3 separate regions of the Homo sapiens genome follow, and all the other regions are linked to region 2. A link is a loop called in an ENCODE intact Hi-C map of the cell type or tissue named here. Cell type or tissue: heart left ventricle. All regions are shown on one strand. Each heading gives the region's core, and the rest is flanking DNA. Links, peaks and the distances in the headings are about the cores only. Region 1 overlaps LINC00299 (long intergenic non-protein coding RNA 299). Region 2 overlaps LINC00299 (long intergenic non-protein coding RNA 299). Region 3 overlaps LINC00299 (long intergenic non-protein coding RNA 299).

The links. A loop is a pair of places that touch in the nucleus more often than their neighbours do. Peaks named below come from ENCODE experiments on the same cell type or tissue, not always from the same donor. Only the 100,000 strongest peaks of a DNase experiment are listed, where the experiment ranks them.
Region 1: it touches region 2 in a loop (2.4-fold over the local background); 3 of 110 quality-filtered maps call a loop at or near these places.
Region 3: it touches region 2 in a loop (2.5-fold over the local background); 7 of 110 quality-filtered maps call a loop at or near these places.

What each region holds. Positions count from the first base shown.
Region 1 is chr2:8,149,367-8,156,204 of GRCh38, reverse strand. All of the region lies in intron 7 of LINC00299 (long intergenic non-protein coding RNA 299), which reads left to right. Among named protein-coding and RNA genes, the nearest start is that of LINC00299, 180 kb to the left of the region's middle. RefSeq lists enhancers at 2,883-2,932, 5,340-5,840, 5,841-6,341. In heart left ventricle, for the core only: no CTCF peak of the experiment used is centred there; no DNase peak of the experiment used is centred there; H3K27ac peaks cover 314 bases.
Region 2 is chr2:8,216,927-8,223,764 of GRCh38, reverse strand. The region is part of intron 7 of LINC00299 (long intergenic non-protein coding RNA 299); the gene reads left to right. Among named protein-coding and RNA genes, the nearest start is that of LINC00299, 110 kb to the left of the region's middle. In heart left ventricle, for the core only: a CTCF peak has its summit at 3,430; a DNase peak (open chromatin) is centred at 3,574; H3K27ac peaks cover 960 bases.
Region 3 is chr2:8,131,043-8,137,880 of GRCh38, reverse strand. All of the region lies in intron 7 of LINC00299 (long intergenic non-protein coding RNA 299), which reads left to right. Among named protein-coding and RNA genes, the nearest start is that of LINC00298, 160 kb to the right of the region's middle. In heart left ventricle, for the core only: no CTCF peak of the experiment used is centred there; DNase peaks (open chromatin) are centred at 2,650, 3,394 and 5,210; H3K27ac peaks cover 3,588 bases.

The DNA.
Region 1 (6,838 bases), core at 1,260-6,259, 68 kb after region 2:
GTGAGTGATGGAGTTGGAAATTGAACCCAGGAAGTCTGGCTGTAAGATTCAATCTCTTGTTTAACACAAATAGGCGTAATAAACTATTTGTGATTCCCAACACCCCATCAGTTTTCTCTCCTCCATACCTCTAGTGCAAGTTAATCAGCCTCTTGGGCCCTCAATGTCTTCACCTGTGAAACGGGGCTACACCAATCCCTACCTCATAGTGTAGTTGTGAGGATCGAACAATACAATCAGTGAAACTTACTTTTCCTCTTCCTCCTCCTTATTTCTCTTGTTCTGTGGTTAATGATGGGGACTTCTATCCCACTGCCTGTGTTTGGGCTGCCTCTGTGGCACTCCTTAGCTGTGTGATCTTTGGCATGTTACTAAATTTCTCTACAAGGAAATTTCTCTAAATTTCTCATCTATAAAATGGGGATAATAAAATTTCCTTCCTCATAGATTTATTTTGTGAAGGGGGAAGTAGAGAATACGTGTAAAGCTCTTTAGGTAAGCCAAACACCTAGTCAGGTGTTCAAAAATGTGGATTATTATTATTTTCATTCAATAAACACACCTCTTTCAGCCACATCCACACATACTGTATTAGTCTGTTCTCAAGCTCCTAATAAAGACACACCTGAGACTGGGCAATCTATAAAGGAAAGAGGTTTAATGGACTCACAGTTCAGCATGTCTGGGGAGGCCTCACAATCATGGCAGAAGACTAAGGAAGAGCAAAGAGATATCATACATGGTGATAGGCAAGAGAGAACTGTGCAGGGGAACTCGCCTTTATAAAACCATCAGATCTTGTGAGACTTATTCATTACCATGAGAACAGAATGGGAGAAACCGTCACCATGATTCAATTATCTCCAGCTGGCCCCACCCTTGACATATGGGGATTATTACAATTTGAGGTGAGATTTGGGTGGGGACATAGCCAAACCATATCACATTCTCATTCAACTAGTATTCTGAGCACTGTTACGTGTATCATTTTGTTTCAGTCTTACAAGACTCCTGTGATATAGTCATTGTTTCCACTGTAAAGCTGAGGAACTGAGTCACAGAACCGATATGACTCGCTTGGTGCCTTGCAGTCTGTTGATTTTTGGGATAGACTTGAAAACCCCAATGTGTGCATCTGTTCCTGTTTGCATGACACAATCAGTGGTGTGACCTTCATGATGAACGACCCGCCAAGTGCAGGACAAGAAGAGCACTGGTGTGTGTGAACTTCATCAAGGCTCTTGGCAACTCGTCTACTTACCTCCACCTACAGCTACTTATCTGGGAACTCATTTGTGGCTTCCTAAATCCCTTTCCTTTAATTTTGTCTTACATTGCTTGCTTGCTTTCACATACCTCTCTCCTCCTCCAACTCCAACTGTGGCCCCCTTCATGATACCAGCCATGGTGGTGTGGGCTGGATAGGGCATGTCCAGCTTTGATAACCAATCTCTCCTTGGCCCACATGGACAAATACTCTAGCTCATCCCTGTGAGTCCCCAGAGACAAGATGTTAGGGTGGAAGGGATGAATGGTTCAGCAACCCTGGCTCCTAACAGACCTTACTTCCCCTTTGTCTTCTATGAAAACGGGAGTTGGAGCAGTTGATACGACGTTTGAAAACGAACTGCAATTGACTTCCATTCAGTGTGCACTCATGTTCCACAGGAACTCAGTTGATCTCAGTTCATCACCCAGGTTGGGGGTGAGTCATTTCCCTAAGCGAACCTTTCCTTTCCTGAGGATGGCTACTAGCTTATAGACACTCATTCATTTTGGAGTTACGAGGTTTGGCTCTCCCCAAAGCGTTAAATGGCCTGTAGAAGTGTTATTTGTGAAATTTAAGTGAACTCAGATGAATTTTATTTTCACTGCAACAAGCATTTATCACAGGCCTACAATGTGTTTATCAACAGGACACATATTTAGGGGATTAAAGGGACCAGGACACACACACTTCTACACATATTTGTGCATATATATATATATATATATATATATATATATATATGCAATATCTTATAATGTAGTCCCTGAACTCAAGAAGATTTGCTTCTAGCTTGGAGACCTTACAAAAGAAATAATTGGGGAACAGTCTGTGACATTTTCCAATTAAGGACCTAATGGAATGTATGGCCAAATGCTAGATGATTTGTTAAGAGCTGGAAGGACTGCTTTTCATGAATATATTTTGGAGCACTTTGTCCCTCTGACTGAAGGGAGATTTTATTGGGAAGAGGATGGAGATGTGGAGAGCTATTTTTCTAGAATGGAAGTGGTGGTATTAGGGAAACAATATTGGACTTTCAGGCCAAAGACTTGCATTTCAAATTTTGGTCTGATATTTGTTCACAGTTGGATCTTAAGCAAATTAATTAACCTCTCTGAACCCAATTTTCTCATCTGTGAGATGGAGTTAATAATATCCACTTTAAGGATTGCTGAGTAGAAGAAATGCAGTAATATATTGTGAGTGGATTCCGTAAACATTGAAGTGCAGTATTCACAGACGGGCAACTCTTACAACAATGACACCAACACGGCTCACCGGGATGTCCAGATGTGGGGATGGTAGGGAGCAAGGGAGGCCAGAGAATAGGTGTCCCTGGCTTTCTCACTGCTGTGCCTCTGGGACACGCCAGGCCTGACCTAGACCGGGGAGGATCAGAGAGGTTGCAGTGTGGACACAGAGCCTGGGGCATGTTGGAGCAGGAGTGGACAAGCGGCGTAACTGCACAGTGCTTTTCTAAGGAGCTTGATTTCCACCTGCAAAGGGAGTGGACGTCTTAATCAGGGAGTGACATTGTCTCACTGTGCTTGAGAAGATGGTTCTGAGAGGGTGTACTGTAAGGCCTAAATGTCTTAGTGCTGCCCTGACATATTTGAACCTCAGAGGACCCCAAAGTCCTAGCTCTGACTTCCCCTGCTTTTGCCAGAAACTCTCCCAATGGATGGGAGGGCCTCCCAACCCAGCTAGAGGCAGTATCGGATGGACTGGCTGCACTCACCCCATCCTCAGCCTAACAGGTTTCACTTCCTGCTAGCTCACCACATCATTCAAACAAGCCGATCTCACCCTCCCCTGAGGACCAGGGGGACCCCACACTCTTGGTACTATAAAGCCTGCCTCCCGCTTCCTCTGGTTGCTCACTGGGCTCCCAAATGCCGGCCCTGTATGGCCTGCAGTGTCCTCCTCCCCAGGCAGTGAGTAAACATGGCCAGTAAACAACTGTATGCCTCATCTTTCCTGGGTCATGTGTCTTGTGTTTGATGATTCTCGGAACCCTAGGGCAGGATCCCCTCCCGCACCCGTGGGGTGAAGACGGGGCAAGCAGAAGAGAGGGGTTCATCCTTGGGCTGCCCCGGCTACTCTGACCTGGTTTCAGTCACTCATTTCTTGCCTTGTTCCTTGGGGTCAATCCTTGTATGCCCATCCCAGACCCTGGGTCTCTGTCTCATGCCTTGCATGAGAGTTTCTGCCTTGGTTCTCTCCTTGTATACGCCCCTCCTTGTATGCAACCCAGGTTTCTGTGTCTGTGTTTGCATGGGTGTGCTTGCTCCTTTGACTTACACCATCTCTCTCTCTCTCTGGGAAGCTTCTGCTGTCCTTGATCCTTTGTCAACTCTCTAGTCTCTCCTCCCTTGGCATGTAGCATACAAAGCACAGGCTCGACCCACTCATCTGACACTGATCCCTATGGCCTTGTTTGCCATGTATCTTCTTATTTTAGATAAATTGCTTATCTGCCAAATTAAATGGTAAACTTCTTGGAGGTCAGCAGCCTGGTTTGATGCCATGTTTAAGAGTGTGTTAAGTTACAGCTTGCAAACTGGCAGTCCCAGTAAGATATGTTTTATATGGTCTACACATGTTTCAAAGTTTTTGAATGAGTTGCTACCTTTAATGGTTGGGAAATTTCATATAAAAATCTTTATTTTGAGCTTCTCAGGAGATCTGGTGATATGAGGATGCATTCTGACATAGCAAGCATCATCTGAGATTGCACAGCTTGGCCCCTTGCTTTGGCCAGGATTCCACTCAGCCCCTCTGCATTCTGCACTTGCCTGAGTTTCCTGTCCTGACAGGAAACCTGCTCTCCTCCTGTTGCTGACCTTCTGAGGCTGGCTGTCCAGCTTCCTGGGCTTCCTGCTATTGTATGTTGTAGCCGCAACTTGACAAAAACCCAGCCTTCCAAGTTGATACCTGGTCCATCTCCCAGTGGTTAAGACTACCCCTGCTAACATCCTCAGCTTAGCTGCATTCAACTTTTGCCTATATCACTACAATAACCTTCTCATTGCTCTTTTCTTATTCGCTCTTTTTTCTTATTGCAGTAAAATATACATAACGTAAAGATTACCGTTTTGTTTTGTTTTGTTTTGTTTTGTTTTAAGTTGGATTCTCGCTCTGTTGCCCAGCCTGGAGTGCAGTGGCGTGATCTTGGCTTACTGCATCCTCCACCTCCTGGGTTCAGGCCATTCTCCTGCCTCAGCCTCCCAAGTAGCTGGGACTACAGGCACCCACCACCATGCCTGGCTAATTTTTTTTGTATTTTCAGTAGAGACAGGGTTTCACCGTGTTAGCCAGGATGGTCTCAATCTCCTGACCTCATGATCTGCCTGCCTCGGCCTCCCAAAGTGCTGGGATTACAGGCATGAGCCACTGCGCCCGGCCAAGGTTACTGTTTTAACTGTGTTGAAGTGTAGAGTTCAGTGATGCCTTAAGCGCACTCACAGTGTTGTATAACCATCACCGTTCTCTAGTTTCCGAATTTTCATCATCCTATATTTCAAGCCCATACTCATTAAGTCACCACTCACCATTCTTCTGTCTCCTCGGCCTCTGGCAATCACAAATCGGCTTTCTGTCTGTGGATTTGCCTGTTCCGGGTGTGGCATGTAAATGGAGTGATATGATATGTGGGCTTTCATATCTGGCTTCTTTCATTGAACATAATAGTCTCAAGGTTCATGCAGCATGTATTAGTGCTGTATTTCTTTTTATGTCTGAGTAATATTCCATTGCATGGATATGCCACATTTTGTTTGTCCATTCATGGATTGATGAACATTTGGGTTTTTCCCACCTTCTGGCTGTTGTGAGTAGGACTGCTATGAACGTGGGTGGATAAGGTTTTGTTTGAATCTCATCTGCTTCTGCCTCCCACAACTCTCTTTTCCATAGGGCAAAATAGCCTTTTAGAAGAGATACCTGCTCTTTTCACCCCTTTGCCTAAACTTCAGTGGCTTCCCTTGTCTTACAGGATAAAATTGAAACTTATGCATGTGTTCTGCAGGGCCTTGCCAGTGCTGGCTTTTGCCCGGCGCCCCAGCCTGAGCCTCTCTCCTCCCTGCTTTGCGTATCTCGGCCACTGGGCACTTTTTTCAGTTTCTGGACTACAGTGGGCTTCCACTGCCTCTGGCCTGCCCCACATCTTTTTCAACTCAGCCTATAAAGTTCTCTGGATTCTTTTCCACCAAACTCAATCTTAATCACTCTTTAGATTTCAACTAAAAATTTCACTTTCTAGGGCAGCGTTTAACGACCTCCTGACTACATCCAGTCCCCCTGTTTTGCGTTTGCTCACAGCCTGCCCTTCTCCTTTGTAGCAAGTGTCACAATTGCGATGTAAGTGATTAATTGTGCATTCCCCAAAAAGTAAGACCAGGAGGGCTGATACTTGTCTTGTACACAGCTATAAATCCAGCATGCAGCTGGATTTCCTTAGACTTAGTACGTGCTCAACGTCAATTCGTCCAGTGTTGAGGGAGGCCAGCCCCTAGCCACACAGCCACCTTTGCTGGTCTCTGGCCTGGCTAGTCTTCCACACCTCCGCACGGATGTGCTCTGCACAGTGTGGGGCAGGAGCAGGGAGGCCCTGGGTCCTGTGGGGAATTTGGGGAATGTGCATGATTTCCTGTGAGAGGCATGCAGACGGCAATGTTCCCATGTTCTGTGATAGCTGCAAGGTGAGAGGTGCGGTCTTTTACTCAGAGACTGGAAAATAAGATGAAGGTGCCATGTGGGAAAATTGCTTTCATCTGGCTCATGACTGTTTTTTGTTAAGCAGAGGAACGCCAGCCCAAGCAAAAGCTAAGAATATACGATGGCTGAAATTTATTAAGCTTCAGGCCAATGTTCATACATTTGAAATGATGTCAGAGCTCAGAAGACAGAATCACTTAATCTCCTACAGAAGACTGAGAAAAGTTAGTACCCCATAGAAGATCAGTTCCAGGATTTTCCTCCTGGAACAAACACGGGGTGATTAAGGTATAGTTGTCTCTAGCAGAACGAGGGCAGTGGTAACCAGATTTGACACAGTCCCACAGACACCACGGTGGAGACTCCAGCTGGGCCACACTTTCATATGGAAAGAATGGATCTCCACAGGTGACTGAGCACTGTACGGAGACAGCATGTGGAGGGCTTCACTCAGGGGTGGTGTCCTGGGGCAAAGTGGGCTGCTGAACACCGGGCATGGGGTGAGCAAGGAAGGTCCAGCTAGACAGGTTCCCACTGGAGCCAGCCTTTGGGATTCCTGACTCTTCTGCAGCCCACAGGTATATATAGACTATTTTTTTTTTGACAGAGTCTCTTTCTGCTGCCACCCAGGCTGAAGTGCAGTGGCAAAATCTCGGCTCACTGCAACCTCCACCTCCCAGGTGTGAGTGATTCTTCACCTCAGCCACCCAAGTAGCTGAGATTACAGGCATGTGCCAGCATACCTGGTTAATTTTTGTGTTTTTAGTAGAGATGGGGTTTTGCCATGTTGGCCAGGCTGGTCCCGAACTCCTGACCTCAAGTGATCTGCCTGCCTCTGCCTCTCAAAGTGCT
Region 2 (6,838 bases), core at 835-5,834:
CACGTGAAGGAGGTCAAATTGCCACCAGTGGGACGAACACACTTTTCACAGTTCTGTCTCTTCCAGCCTGCTGAGGATGTGGCTGCCAGGTCTGTTTTGGGGCATTTTCTTCCCTCTCGCTGTGCAGTTTCCCTCATTGTGGGTTCAGCTCCATCATCCTTCTGGTGCCGTCCCTGCTGGTCCCTCCCTCTGGTCTTCCCTTCATATCAGCTTTTCTTAGTTGGAAGTCCCCTTTGACACAACGCTCATGTGGTTTGATGCTTTAAAAAGTCTCAGCTCTGGTGAGTTTCTTCTCCCTCCAAGAAGCCTTCAGGGCTTTTCGAGGGCTCCCCAGAGTCTAGCTCAGAGCCTGGCACACAGAGGGAGGTGGAGTTTGTGTTTGTGGATTTAATGTGATTAACATGATTGAAAACATGGGTCGGTCACATTTGGAAATGCCCCAGTCTCCTAATAGTGTTTCAAAGGGAGGCGGACAGGGAGGCCCTTGGGGCCTGGTAAAGTATCCCAGTGGAATCCTTCCAGGCCCCTGCTGTGCATGTCCCCGATTCTTGTCCAAAGCACAATAGGGATTTTAGTGGGTGTGATAACGGCCCTGTGATTCAGAGGCTCAGCTTGAACACAAGCAGTTTCCTCTATTCAATTCCCCACCAGGGAGGTTTCCTGGTGAGAACATGGAGTTTGTTTGATAACACCCATCTTGATTTAGTACTTTTTTATTTAAACCCTGTGCAGGGAGCCTGAGCTCACAACTCCTGTCTTCTGAAAAGACTGCTGAAGCGCACCTGGATTTCTTTTGCAGCATTTGTAGAAAGGGGCCTAGCCACGGTCATTGCTACGTGGAATTGTGCACTAGGGTAGGAAAGAAGGACTCATTGGTGTGCTTTGATGGCTGTGCATGGAGGAAACGAGAGCTGGCGTCTGGTCACTACTGTGGACCTAGATGCGTCCCTTGCAATTTATACATTGAAGTCCCAGCCCCCAACATGGCTGTGTTTGGAGATAGGGCCTGTAGGAGGTAATAAAGGTTAAATGAAGAGTTAGGGGTAGGACCTTCATCCTCCAGGACTGGTGTTCTCATAAGAAGAAGAGACGCCGGGGTTCTCTTTCCATGCATGCACAGGGGAAAGGCCATGTGGGGCCACAGGGAGAAGGTGGCTGTCTATAAGACAAGGTGTCAGACCTCACCAGAAACCAAACCTGATCAGGGACTTCCAGCCTTCAGAATGGTGGCAAAATAAATTTCTATTGTTGAAGCCACCCATTTGTGGTATTTTGTTATGGCAGCCAGGACAAACAAACATGGTCGGTAATCATTGTTCTTGGGACAGTTGGACAGAACTTGTGAAACTAGAGGAGCAGTGAGAAAAGAAAGAAGCCATCAGTGTCACTGGCCTGTGTATTTGTGGCAGCCCTGAGACCCTGGGATTCTCATCCTGGAGGTTGTAGAACAGGGGATTGGTAATCTGGAGATGGTCCGTGAACTCTCAGGCCAGGCCTTCACGAGAGACGGGGAGATGGAGGCACAGGGCGCGTGGACGAGGCTCCAGGCAGCCCTGGGCACTACCTGCCAGGGCCAGCTCCTTCCACTGCCCCCATGAAGGGCCAGCCCTTAAGTCATTGTTTGGCCTCTAATGAGCCAACTCTGAGTGCAGATTCAGAAAACCATCTGTAGCTTCAGACCTCAATGACCTGAAGCCACACGGAAAGGAGAAATAGTGATTCTACAGCTCACGTTTGTCAGGCTTTTAGCTCACATTTACAGAGTGCTTTAGAATGTACTGAATGCCTTTCTTACACACTATCCATTTAGCCCTCCCAGAATCCTCTGTAGCTAGATAGGGGTGGACGATGCAGTCACTCAGGTCTGTCCTACTCCCAAGGACATTGCCACTCACATTGCCCCATATTGCCTCCCACTTGGCACTAGGCTTTGTTAGACACACTCTCCTCTCCTATGAGGCCAAATCCTCATGTCTCAGTGAAACATTCTAACCTGTCCTTCCTGCACATCGGTCACTGGCTGCTTCCATCGGCCCTGGAGTTTAGTTCAGGTACTCCTGCGGACTTTCCTGCATTATCTGTTGTGCCTCAGGGACCAGGTGGGAAGGTGCTTCTGGAGCCACAGTGCTGAGCCAGGTGCCTTTTCCCTCAGGGAGCTAAAAGGGCCCGCATAGCGCAGTGGGAAATGGATTCCAACTGCTGGGAAGCTGGGAGCTTCTCAGGGAAGAGGCAGCGCAGGAATTGGTCTTTGATGAATAGCAGAATCTGAACAGCAATGGAGGAGAGACCAGAAGGTGAGAGTCCAGGAGGGGCACAGTGTGGGCTGTGCACAGAGGGCAAGGGACCCCATGGGGCCCTGACTTGCTTGCTCTTCTTGGGTTGGTTCATGGGGTGAAGGGCTTGGGGCCTGGGCTCTCCTGTTGAACTGCAAAGAGGTTGAGCAGCATGGCAGTACTACAGGCCCTTCGCCCCTCCAGCCCCCTCCAGTCATGCTCTCCTCTCTGCCCAAAGTCCCTCTCTCCTGCTCATTCTGTTTCAATTTTTTTTGTTTGTTTTTTTTGTTTTTGTTTTTTTTTTAATTTTAGTTTTATTTTGTTTTTAGAGACAGGGTCTTGCTCTCTTCCAGGCTGGAGTGCAGTGACATGATCATAGCTCATTGCAGCCTTGACTTCCATGGGCTTAAGGAATCCTCCTGTCTCAGCCTCTAGAGTAGCTGCAACCTCAGGTGTGTAGCAGTAAACTTGGCAACTTTTCTTGGGGGGGGGGTACAGACAGGGTCTTTTTATGTTGCCCAGGCTGGTCTCAAACTCCTGGCCTTGAGCGATCCTCCCACCTTGGCCTCCCAAAGCGTAAGCCACCATGCCTGCTCTCTGTTTCAATCTTAATCCCAAAGCCTGGTCCATCCTCTGTAGCCAGGAGCTCTTCTCTGCACCTCCAAGTTGGGATAAATAAATGCCACTGCTCTGCACTCACCTCCACTGAGCACTTCCCACACTTCTGATGTGGCAAATGCCAATTAGATAGTCAGGGCACACGGGCCAAACAAGCTCAGCTGAACAGAACCTGTTTAGGTAGACTGGGTATAAACAGCACCTTGAAGGAACTGTAATTCTGGCAGCTTATGGGTACTGAATCCCAAAATGGATTTAAGGGCAACAGCAGCCCATGAAACAGTTGGGGTGAATGAATGAAACACAGCAAAGCAAATCGCCCCTTGGCATTAGTGTGACAGAACCGAGTGCACATTTGGGTTCTTTTGCTTATTAACAAGAAGACTGTGAGAAACTTCTTTTTGTAGCCTTAGTTTTTTTTACTTCATGGAATTCTTGGGTGTACAGTGCCCGGCCACAGCTCCCTAAATGGATCTATTCCTACACGGATGGGCTGCTGTCTGTTTCTGCAGTGCCAGGATGCCTTCTTTCTGGCGCCTCCAGACGGTGACCTAAACCAGCCTGTGAACTGTGCTCAGTTATGTGGGGAACGTCCTGGAGCCAGTTATGTCTGGTGCACCGGCTGCTGGCCCAACTGTGATGAGGTTAAATATAACATCGATGACTTCACGGGAGCCTGCTGGAGCGGCTGTGCCTCCTGGCACGGCGCCTCCTCTGCCCACTGTCCTGTCCACTGGGCACAGAGCGGCCGGCCAGCGGGTGCAGCTCCTCATCTGCAGAGCCTCTAAAGGACCTTCCTGCTCTGAGATGTCGGGATTCCCCCAGAGGCTAACGGGAGAAGGCAGACATCAGAGCTGTGGTTGCCGTTTCTTCCCTTATTTCAGACCCAAGTGTGTGGGCATCACGTCACATATGTTCCAAAGAGTGGTGTGGGCCTTCTGTGAGGGTTAGAAATGGCCCGGTCCAGGGCAGTTCTGGAGCTTGGGTATGGTGGTGGATGGCAGGGCTGGAACCAGAACCGGGTTTCCGGCCTCCTGGTCCTGTGCTGGGCAAGGCACAGTGCCAGGGCAATCCCACCTTGATGGCACCATTACTCATCCCTAGAGTTCACAACACCAGCTCAGGGCCTCGTCATGGTTGCTGCCAGCATTCCGTGCCAGGAGGAGGGACATGGAATAGGCTCATGGGCAACTTCCTTCCTGGGAGACAGTTTTTTGAACAAGCTGAGCTGACCGGGAAGAGTCCCCCGTGTGGTTCTTGGGGCTGAAATAAGTAAAATAATCCCCACCACTAGCCCCAGGAAAAATAAACAAACAAACAGACAAACAGGCAAAATACCCATTACAAAATCTAAAACCCTTCTTTCTTGAAAACGATACTCCTGCTATTGCTGTTCAAGGACCACCTGCGTGCCCCTTGGGGCCCACTGAGCACCTGCCTTCATTCTCTCCTTCATTTACGGACTCGGTCCACCCACACAGCTCACAAACCCAGGTCATCTAGGGCCCTGGATGATGGAGTCCACAGAATAAACCCCACATTCTCCTAGTTGCCACCACTCACCACACCCTCCCGTCCTTATCTTTATTCGACTCAAGAGACCAGCAGTTATCGGGCAAGGTGCAGAGGTTGGTACCGTTGGCTTTTGGGCTTCTGTAATGTGCTAGTCTGGGTTCTGCAATTAGAGTCTAACTTCCGAGAGGGTGGAGACTTCTTTCTGTAACCACATCCCACAGCATCCTGATGAAGAGGGATTTTATGAAGTCTTTATTTAATGTTTTAATAATTATTATATAATAAACAAGAAACTTAAAAAAATTAAAAAAACAGTTGTGCTGTATACGTGATGCAAAGTTTTACCTGAGGAAAAGAAGCTTTATTTCTAGTGAGGAAAATAGTGTAATAGTCACAGCTACCATTTCATGTGACACACTCGTGACCTCTAATAATCTCGACAATCCTGCAAGATATGGATGATTATCCCATTTTAAAGATGAGGAATCTGAATTTCACACAGAGTAGCAAATACAGTGAGTTGTTGCATGTCTTCAGATTCCAAAGCCTGTGCTCTTTCCCTGAAGCCGTGCTACTTATTATTTTGTTCTTTGTGTTCATCCACATTTAGATTTAATGTAGAAGATCAATGCACATGTAATTTTGGTGCATACAGAAGCACAGATAGAAAAGCTAGATCTTATTCTCATGGGAAGGACACACACTCAGGAAGGGTGGTTAGCAAGTCAAGAGAGTAAATGACAAGCACTAAATGAGAAGGACAGAGAATGTGTGTTGTATAGAATCGTTGTGTTGAATTTTTTTTTTTTTTTTTTTGAGAGAGGATCTCACTTTGTTGCCCAGACTGGTTTTGAACTCTTGGCCTCAATCGATCCTCCCACCTCAGTCCCCCAAAGTGCTTGGATTACAGGTGTGAACCACCACGCCTGGCATCTGTGCTCCTCTCTAAAACTAGTGGTGCAGCTAGAAACGGGTGCCAGGAATGTTTGCCAGAACTGGATTTTCACGTTCCCTCTCTCTTGCAGGCAATTTTGACCTAGTGATCTTATAGTTTTATCTCAGAAATATGGCTATTATAATTTGCCCCACCCCATTCAGCTTGATTGTTTCAATTTTAGCTAATAGAACAAATCATTTTGAGAGAACTGATCTATACAGCTCTTGCTTTGGGAGTGGTGGGGTGCAGACGCTTGACCCAGGCCGAGCCAAGCCAGCATAATGAGAGACAACACCCATTAGATTTGCTGCTTTTCCTGAACTCTGATTCTAACAAAAAGGCAGGATAACATTAATGATTAGGGCATCCACTTTCACTAAATGAAATAGCCTCCCTAAGAGTTCTACTCATCAAAATCTTGGGAGTCAGAGGTCACACACCTGCACATCCTAATGAGATTCATTAACGCCAGGAGACCAAGGCAGTTTGCAAAGGGACGTTATTGTGGCTATTCTCTCCCTTGACAAAGGGGTGGCTTTGTCAATTTGCCTTCCTTCTGTCCATGCCTATCATTAAAATAGAAGTGGGGGCAGGGGCTGGAGGGAGAAACCCTCCACTAACTGCTTCCTGGAACTTGAAGAGGCTCAGCTGTTCCATGGACAAAAATGAATTCAGCACGTGGCACATGGCTGGATGGATATTCCTCACGACTTGGAGAGACTGCCAATTCAAGCGGAGTCTGCATCCTTCTAGAGGCACAGAACACTCAGGGAATGGTGGTGGCTGTTCTGACAGCATGTTCCTCTTTAGTGTGAAGCCTTCGTGTGAGTCTTTGAGAAGAGTGCACGCTCCCCACAGCTGGTGTGAGTGTGCTTCAGACATTGCTCTCCACCCATGAGGACGCATGGGACCCACTAGGGCATGTGACTGTGACCACATCACACACGGCCAAAGAATGTAAGCCATTGGAACAAGCTGGGTAGTTCGCAGGCAAGGAGTATATGGTTTGTGTCTGTCTGTGTTGAGGCTGTGACAGCACACCTCCATCTACCCAGCACTGTTAGAAAGTGTTCAGCCAAAGCCACCTATCCTGTCTTTGTGGATCTGATTGAGTTTGCCAAGTTAATATGGGAATGTCCTGACGTTACTGTGTATGGGATTCCCATAATATCAAAGATTTTCAGTTCAAGGGATGGCAGTGGAGTGGAGCAAACAGACAACACTGTTACTCACACTTTTTGTTTAAAAAGCTTTCAGGAGCTATTAGTCTTTTGACTGCTATTGTTTTTCTCTCCTATTTGTTTCTTTTTGTAATAAAAAAATCTTAAAAGTAATATATGCTCATGGCATATATTACTGTGAAAAGTTCGGAAAAACTATGAAAAAATCCAAGAAAAAGTTATTTATGATCCCACCGTCAAGAAAGGAACAACCATAATGAATGTTTTGGTTTATTTATTTCTAGTCTCTTGAAGAGAGTTGACTAAGCTGTGTA
Region 3 (6,838 bases), core at 667-5,666, 86 kb after region 2:
TGCTGGCTTCTCTGTTTAGTCTCTGTGGAGAGACAGAGAGGGGTCTCATGAACGCTGGTCTGCCAGGAGTCTCTCCAGCCTGTGCGGCTTCTGTGCTTGTGGAGGGTAGATGTCAGGGGACTGGGCTGCAGAATGACCTGAGACTTCCATTCACCCTGTCAAGCCACAGACTTCTGAATGCTGCCAGCTTTCACCTTACAGAGAAAAGGAAAGGTGAAGTCATATTTTATGATTGTAGATTTTTCTTTTCTATGTGGAAGTAGAGTTCTACACTGTATCTCAAAGAAATATAGCCATATATTTTTAGCTAAGGCATGTATTACTTTAGAAAATAATTCAGTACCCAAATTTAAATACTTTTTGCATGGAAGTGTATGGCTTGGTCCCTTTAGCTGTGAGGACTCACATTGATCATGCAGATTCTTAGCACGTCTCTGTGCCTTCTTCAGGCCTGCTAGCAGGTTTCATGCCCAAGTCAAGGCTCTTACATAAGGAAATAAACCTGAAGAAATGTCAACGAGAAACAGCATTCAGTTGAAGAGCTCAGGAATTCAGGTGCCTTTCGCCTCTTACCAATAGAAGAGAAAAGTAGCCCAGTCAAATGGAAAGCACTTGTCATGGGCACGAGATACGTAGGAGGCATTCAACAGATGCCACTAACTGCCTCCTGTCTGCTAACAGGAGGGTCTGAATCAGGCAGGGTCAAGATAACAAATAGATTTAGCTTGGTGTGATGAGTCGGATCACTTGGTAGTGGGTGTATGGAGGGCTTCGATGAAAAGGGTCCTTAGGCTGAGACCTCACTCAGTGGGAAGGTGTGCAGGGATGGATTAGGACGTCTGCCATGGGTAAGCTGGGGCTGAGAGGGGCGTGCACAGTGCTTATTGAACTAGCAACACAGAACAGTAAAATTATGTATTCGAAACTAAGTCCTACTAAAAGTGCTCTTTCAACATTTTACAAACGTTAAACCATGAATTCTACCCACCCTAGGAGATACTTCTTATTAGGTTCATTTGCCAGATGAGAATTAAACAGCTTAAGTAACTGGTCCAAGGTTACATGGCAGTAACTGGGGGAGCCCAGATTTGACCTCATGTCTGTCTCATTTCAAAGTCTTCTTCTTTCTACCACTTTCTGCTGGCTGCAATCAGGAGGCAGCCCTCATGTTTTCTGAGAAGTCAAGTGCATATGACTGATGGTCTTCTTGTCCAGTGTGTCAGTGAAGGACATGGCATTTCCAGATCAGTAGAAGCTCACCTGCATATGGACATAGAGAAAATCACCAGTAGAAATACGGGTTGAGGAGCAATCAGTAGATCAACGGGGCATCCAGCCTTTCCTCTAATATTCCAGATGGACTGTCATCTTCAAAGTGACAAATTGGAAGGATATTCAGCTAATGGAAACATGGAGAACACCTTACATTTACTTATCCACATCCAGATGTTTAGGCTCATTTTTTTTGTTTCTTTTTGAGACAGGATCTCACTCTGTTGCCCAGGCTGCAGTGCAGTAGTACAATCATAGCTCATGACCGTCTTGAACTCCTGGCTCAAGTGATCTTCCTGCCTCAGTCTCCCAAGTAGCTGGGACTATGGGCTGCAGCACCATGCTTGGCTAATTTTAAAAAAAAAGTTGTAGAGATGGGGTCTTGCTATTTTGTCCAGGCTGGTCTTGGACTCCTGGCCTCAAGCAATCCTCCTGCCTTGGTCTCACAATGTGCTGAGATTATAAGCCAAAGCCACCGTGCCTGGCTTCACTTGTTTTAATAAATCCTGAATTATCTGGGTTGTTGGCTCGTGATTTATTACTTTGCTAATCGTGTTTTAGCATGGCCTAGTGGTAAAAGAAAAATTTTAGAGTCCCTCTCTCCTAGTTCTTTCCTCCCATTTTGTATTAACTGAAAAATAAAGGTCTAGTTTTGGCCATGGCTAGTCTCTGAACTGCCCAACTCTGCACTAAATGTGGCTGATGGTGGTGGATCCAGCTTTGTTCATGAAGATCAACAAGTCACATCTGGATTCACATCTTTACCTAAATGTAGAAAACCTCAATTTTCTTGGATCTGCCTGATGTACCTCTATCTTTTGCTGTATTATTTTTTCCTAAATATCTCACTCCACCATCTCACGCCTCCACGTTTCTCTTTTCTCCAAAAACTTAACAACAAAAAGATGTGCTTCTTTCCCCCACTAACCTTCTCCACTAAAGCAAGGAGTTTACGAATTTCAGAAATATACCCTCCTTTTCTTTAATGTGATCCAATGCAAATTTTTTGAATAAGCATGACATGCAAATGATCAGAACATTTTAAAACAGTAATGCCTTCAGAGACTGCATGTTTTAACTTCTCCTTTTCAACAAAGCCAGAGAAAGCTCAGTCTCCACACCAAATAAGGAGCATGCGTTCAGGCACACACGCGCACACCCAGGCTTCCTTCCACCCCACCACACCCTCCTTTTTTTTTTTTTTTTTATTAGAAAACACTTGAAACTTATCATATGCAGCAGATGGGAGTAGAAAATGCAACTTGAAGACAGTTTTATAAATATATCCTTGATGTCTGTTTTGCTTTTCAATTTGCAACGAAAAGTACAAAGGTAGACCGGCGCGCCAGTGAGGGCCGCCTGTGTCTCTTGATATCCATTCCAGATGTTGGCTAGACTTCGTGGAGCCGGGCTTATGGCACGGGGGCTGCAGCCTGGCCTCCTCCTCCAGGTGGGATGCCTCACGCTGATTCCCCACATGCTCCCAGCCTTGTCCAAACACACTAAACTCCACCACCTTTCCTGACCCTAATTTACCTTCCCTAATTCCTGGCTCTCTGGGAGGGGAGTGTCTAGAGACAGGGCCCCATCATATGTTCCTGTTCATCACCTTTCCTCTTCAAAATGAGAATCTTAAAAAAGGAAAAAAGTAAATACAAAGGAAAAAAGAACCCTGGTGCTGTTCGCCAGCCAGTGAGTGACGCCGGCTGCGTATTCCTTTCCGAGATGGTGAGAGGCTGGAGGTCCATTCCACCCCAAGGCCTGCCTCAGCGCTAATGGTGGCTCTGTGTTTGCACATGCTTGTAAAGGATTTCACTCTGTAATATGTTGACTTCCTGATTAAACAATGCAAAGCACAGGAGGAGGTCATAAATCCTGGAGGCGCCAACTTCATTTATCTGAATGTTGGTTACTGTCTAGTGTGGGTAAACAAATGCCAAGGGCATTTATAACCATCTAGGGGGCACCAAGGAGGGGGCCCTGCCCCCTTTTCAGAGAGAGAGCCTTGTCTGAGAGAGAGCCCAAGTCGCTGTCCCTCAGTTCATGCATAGTCCCTTGGGTGGGTACTGCAGAGAGCTTGCAAGGAAGCTGGGGGAAGATTGTCCACAAAACCAAGAGCCGCTGACGGCGCCAGGGCGATTCAGGACACCAGTGGGTGGGGTGGTGGGGACCCATCCACTCTCAGGATGGCACAGTTCTGTACAAGATTTTGTAATAGGAAAAATTTGTAAGGACACAAAAATTCCAGGGAAATTACCAGGAATGACACTCGTTGAAGGTCATGAAGGCCGTTTTCTCCCTGGTAGGTTTCAAAGCAGGAAACGAACTGCACTTGGCGTCACAGTACAAATGGGCATATTCCTCTGGATAAGGGGCAGAAAACAGATGCTGGGGGACGTCTTGCTTTTCCTTTTGCTTCCTCATATAAAAAAAAACCACGTCTTAATTGGCTGTGTCTTTAATATTTTGAATCCTCTGTGTGTGTGTGTGTGTGCGTGTGTGTGTGTGTGTCTGAAGCTGGCGGGAGGCAGGAGGGAGGCAGCAGAGAAATACAGCAAACCATGAAGGAGATTATAGGAAGAAGAAAAACAAAAGTCTGAATTTGGGTTTGCCTTGCTGCTTTGGAGTTCAGATTCTCAGCGATGTGTGTTCAATATAGTAACTTGAAGCTCCACTGAGGTATTGCTAGGGTATCGTTCATTCGTCCTCCAACTAGCAGTGTGTCCTTGGACATGCCACTGAATTAACTGAAACTTGATTTTTTTTTCAACTGTAAATGAGGAAAATAGGGTACCTTGAGGTTTAAATAAAATTTTTAATAAGTGTAGCAGAGTGCTAGAGAAGAAAGTGTTCTTACTACATTTCAGAAATGCAGAATTCAGCAGAAGGGTGATCTATTTAAGACGTGAAATTCTAGAGTTTCCTGTGATAAACCAGTTTTACCTGTCATTAGATTTATTTTCACAGCCCCGTTTGAAGTCTGAGCATGCAGGCAAGAGTAGAGGCAGCATTCTGCGCACCGTGGGGAAGAGCGCCCCCGGGGGCTGTGTTCTAAACGGGGAGACAAGCCGTGGACACATTGGCGGTCCATTTTGGCAAAATGAGCTTTGTTCTGTGGCTTCACTGTCTGGCTGAGGAAAAGGATCCTGGGTATGAGAGAGGCTGGGCTTGGATGTTCCAGTGGGATCAGCTGTGTGTCCATGGGGGGAAACCTGGCGGGCGGGTGCTATGTCCTGCTCCCATTGCTCTGTCTGCCCCAAATCTGTTTCCTCCATTCCCCACTGCTCAAATCTGAGTACCCCCGGATTCTAGCTCAGATGTCTCCTGTGAAATCTTCCCCAGCTCCTGGGCTAAACTCAATCACTCCTTACACCTCCCCAGCCCCACACATTCCTCTTTGTTGTTTTATATTATTTTTTGTTGTACTCTTTCAATGCGGCTGTCTCAGAAGAGCAGGCAGGCTGGGCGTGTCCCACTCTGCCCCACATCCTGGGCGAGGGGGAGCTGTTCCCGAGAAGAGTGGGCTGTCCATGGGAAAGGGAGAGGTGAGAGGCGCTTCCTGGGCCTCCAGGGCGTTTTCCACCCTGCCTCGCGGCCGCATCCAGCAACACAGCAAAGGAGGTGGTGGTACCACATTTGGGGTCAAGGGACTAAGGTTTAAAGAGGTTTATTAACATGCTCAAGACCACACAAATAGTATGTGAATCCAGGTGTTTTTCATTCTATATCCCTTAACTGGACATGACTCTATGGGAAAAAACCCACAGCCAGGACTTGGGGGAGCAGCTGGTCACAGCCAGGGATGTTGCTTAGAGCAGGTGGCCCTGGCGTGTGGCTCCCTGCCCTGTACATCAGGGTTGTTGCAAAATCGGTTTGATGCAGCCACGGTTCAGACCGGCCAGCCTGCTAGCCATCCCACAGGAGCACACAAACGTCTGCAGCTGCATGGCTGGGTCTGAGGACAGCCTTCCCCAGCGGCTCCCTTAGAGAGCTCGCGTGACAGCACATGCACAATAGTGCTGACGATGCACACCAAGTGACCAAAACCAGGTGCGGTTTGGCATCTGGAATAATGCTTACTATTATTTAGCATTTGCCTGGGATTGCAGAGGAAGTGCTGCTAGGCTTCCAAAAGGACAGGAGTGAGCGATTGTCAAGGGTAGCTCCACGGCGATGTTAGGAGACACTGTGACTCAATTGCAGCCTGGCAACTGGTTGTCAAGGGGAAAATATTCTAGAGCTGGATCGACAAATGACTACAGCCTGTGGCCAAATCTGCACCTCAGCCTGTTTTTGCACAAACCAATGCAAACAAACGAATACAAGACAGAGACCCTATGTGGCCTGCAGAGCCTGAATATTTACGATCTGGCTCTTTACAGAAAAGGTGTGCAGACCTCTGTTCTGGAGCACTGTTTTCTTGTTTTTCAAAGTACCTTCCAGACATATGCATATTCAGGCTAGAAGGATGCTGCAGCCAGAGTATGGGAAATGTTGGGGTGAGAAAAGTTAACCAGAGAACTGCACTGAAGAGCCTTGACATCCCCAAGTTCATTTGGCCGAGGCTCTTTCTCCATGGATCACCTTGAGGACAAGTGTTCCAAGAACTGTACTTTGAGAGATGCTGATGTAAAAATTTTTTTTTCTCTTATTTTTTTATTATTATTATTATACTTTAAGTTTTAGGGTACATGTACACAATGTGCAGGTTAGTTACATATGTATACATGTGCCATGTCAATGTGCTGCACCCATTAACTCGTCATTTAGCATTAGGTATATCTCCTAATGCTATCCCTCCCCCCTCCCCCCACCGCACAACAGTCCCCAGAGTGTGATGTTCCCCTTCCTGTGTCCATGTGTTCTCATTGTTCAATTCCCATCTATGAGTGAGAACATGCGGTGTTTGGTTTTTTGTCCTTGCGATAGTTTACTGGGAATGATGATTTCCAGTTTCATCCATGTCCCTACGAAGGACATGAACTCACCTTTTTTATGGCTGCATAGTATTCCATGGTGTTTATGTGCCACATTTTCTTAATCTAGTCTATCATTGTTGGACATTTGGGTTGGTTCCAAGTCTTTGCTATTGTGAATAGTGCCACAATAAACATACGTGTGCATGTGTCTTTATAGCAGCATGATTTATAGTCCTTTGGGTATATACCCAGTAATGGGATGGCTGCGTCAAATGGTATTTCTAGTTCTAGATCCCTGAGGAATCGCCACACTGACTTCCACAATGGCTGAACTAGTTTACAGCCCCACCAACAGTGTAAAAGTGTTCTTATTTCTCCACATCCTCTCCAGCACCTGTTGTTTCCTGACTTTTTAATGATTGCCATTCTAACTGGTGTGAGATGGTATCTCATTGTGGTTTTGATTTGCATTTCTCTGATGGCCAGTGATGATGAGCATTTTTTCATGTGTCTGTTGGCTGCATAAATGTCTTTTGAGAAGTGTCTGCTCATATCCTTTGCCCACTTTTTGATGGGGTTGTTTGTTTTTTTCTTGTAAATTTGTTTGAGTTCATTGTAGATTCTGGATATTAGCCCTTTTTCAGATG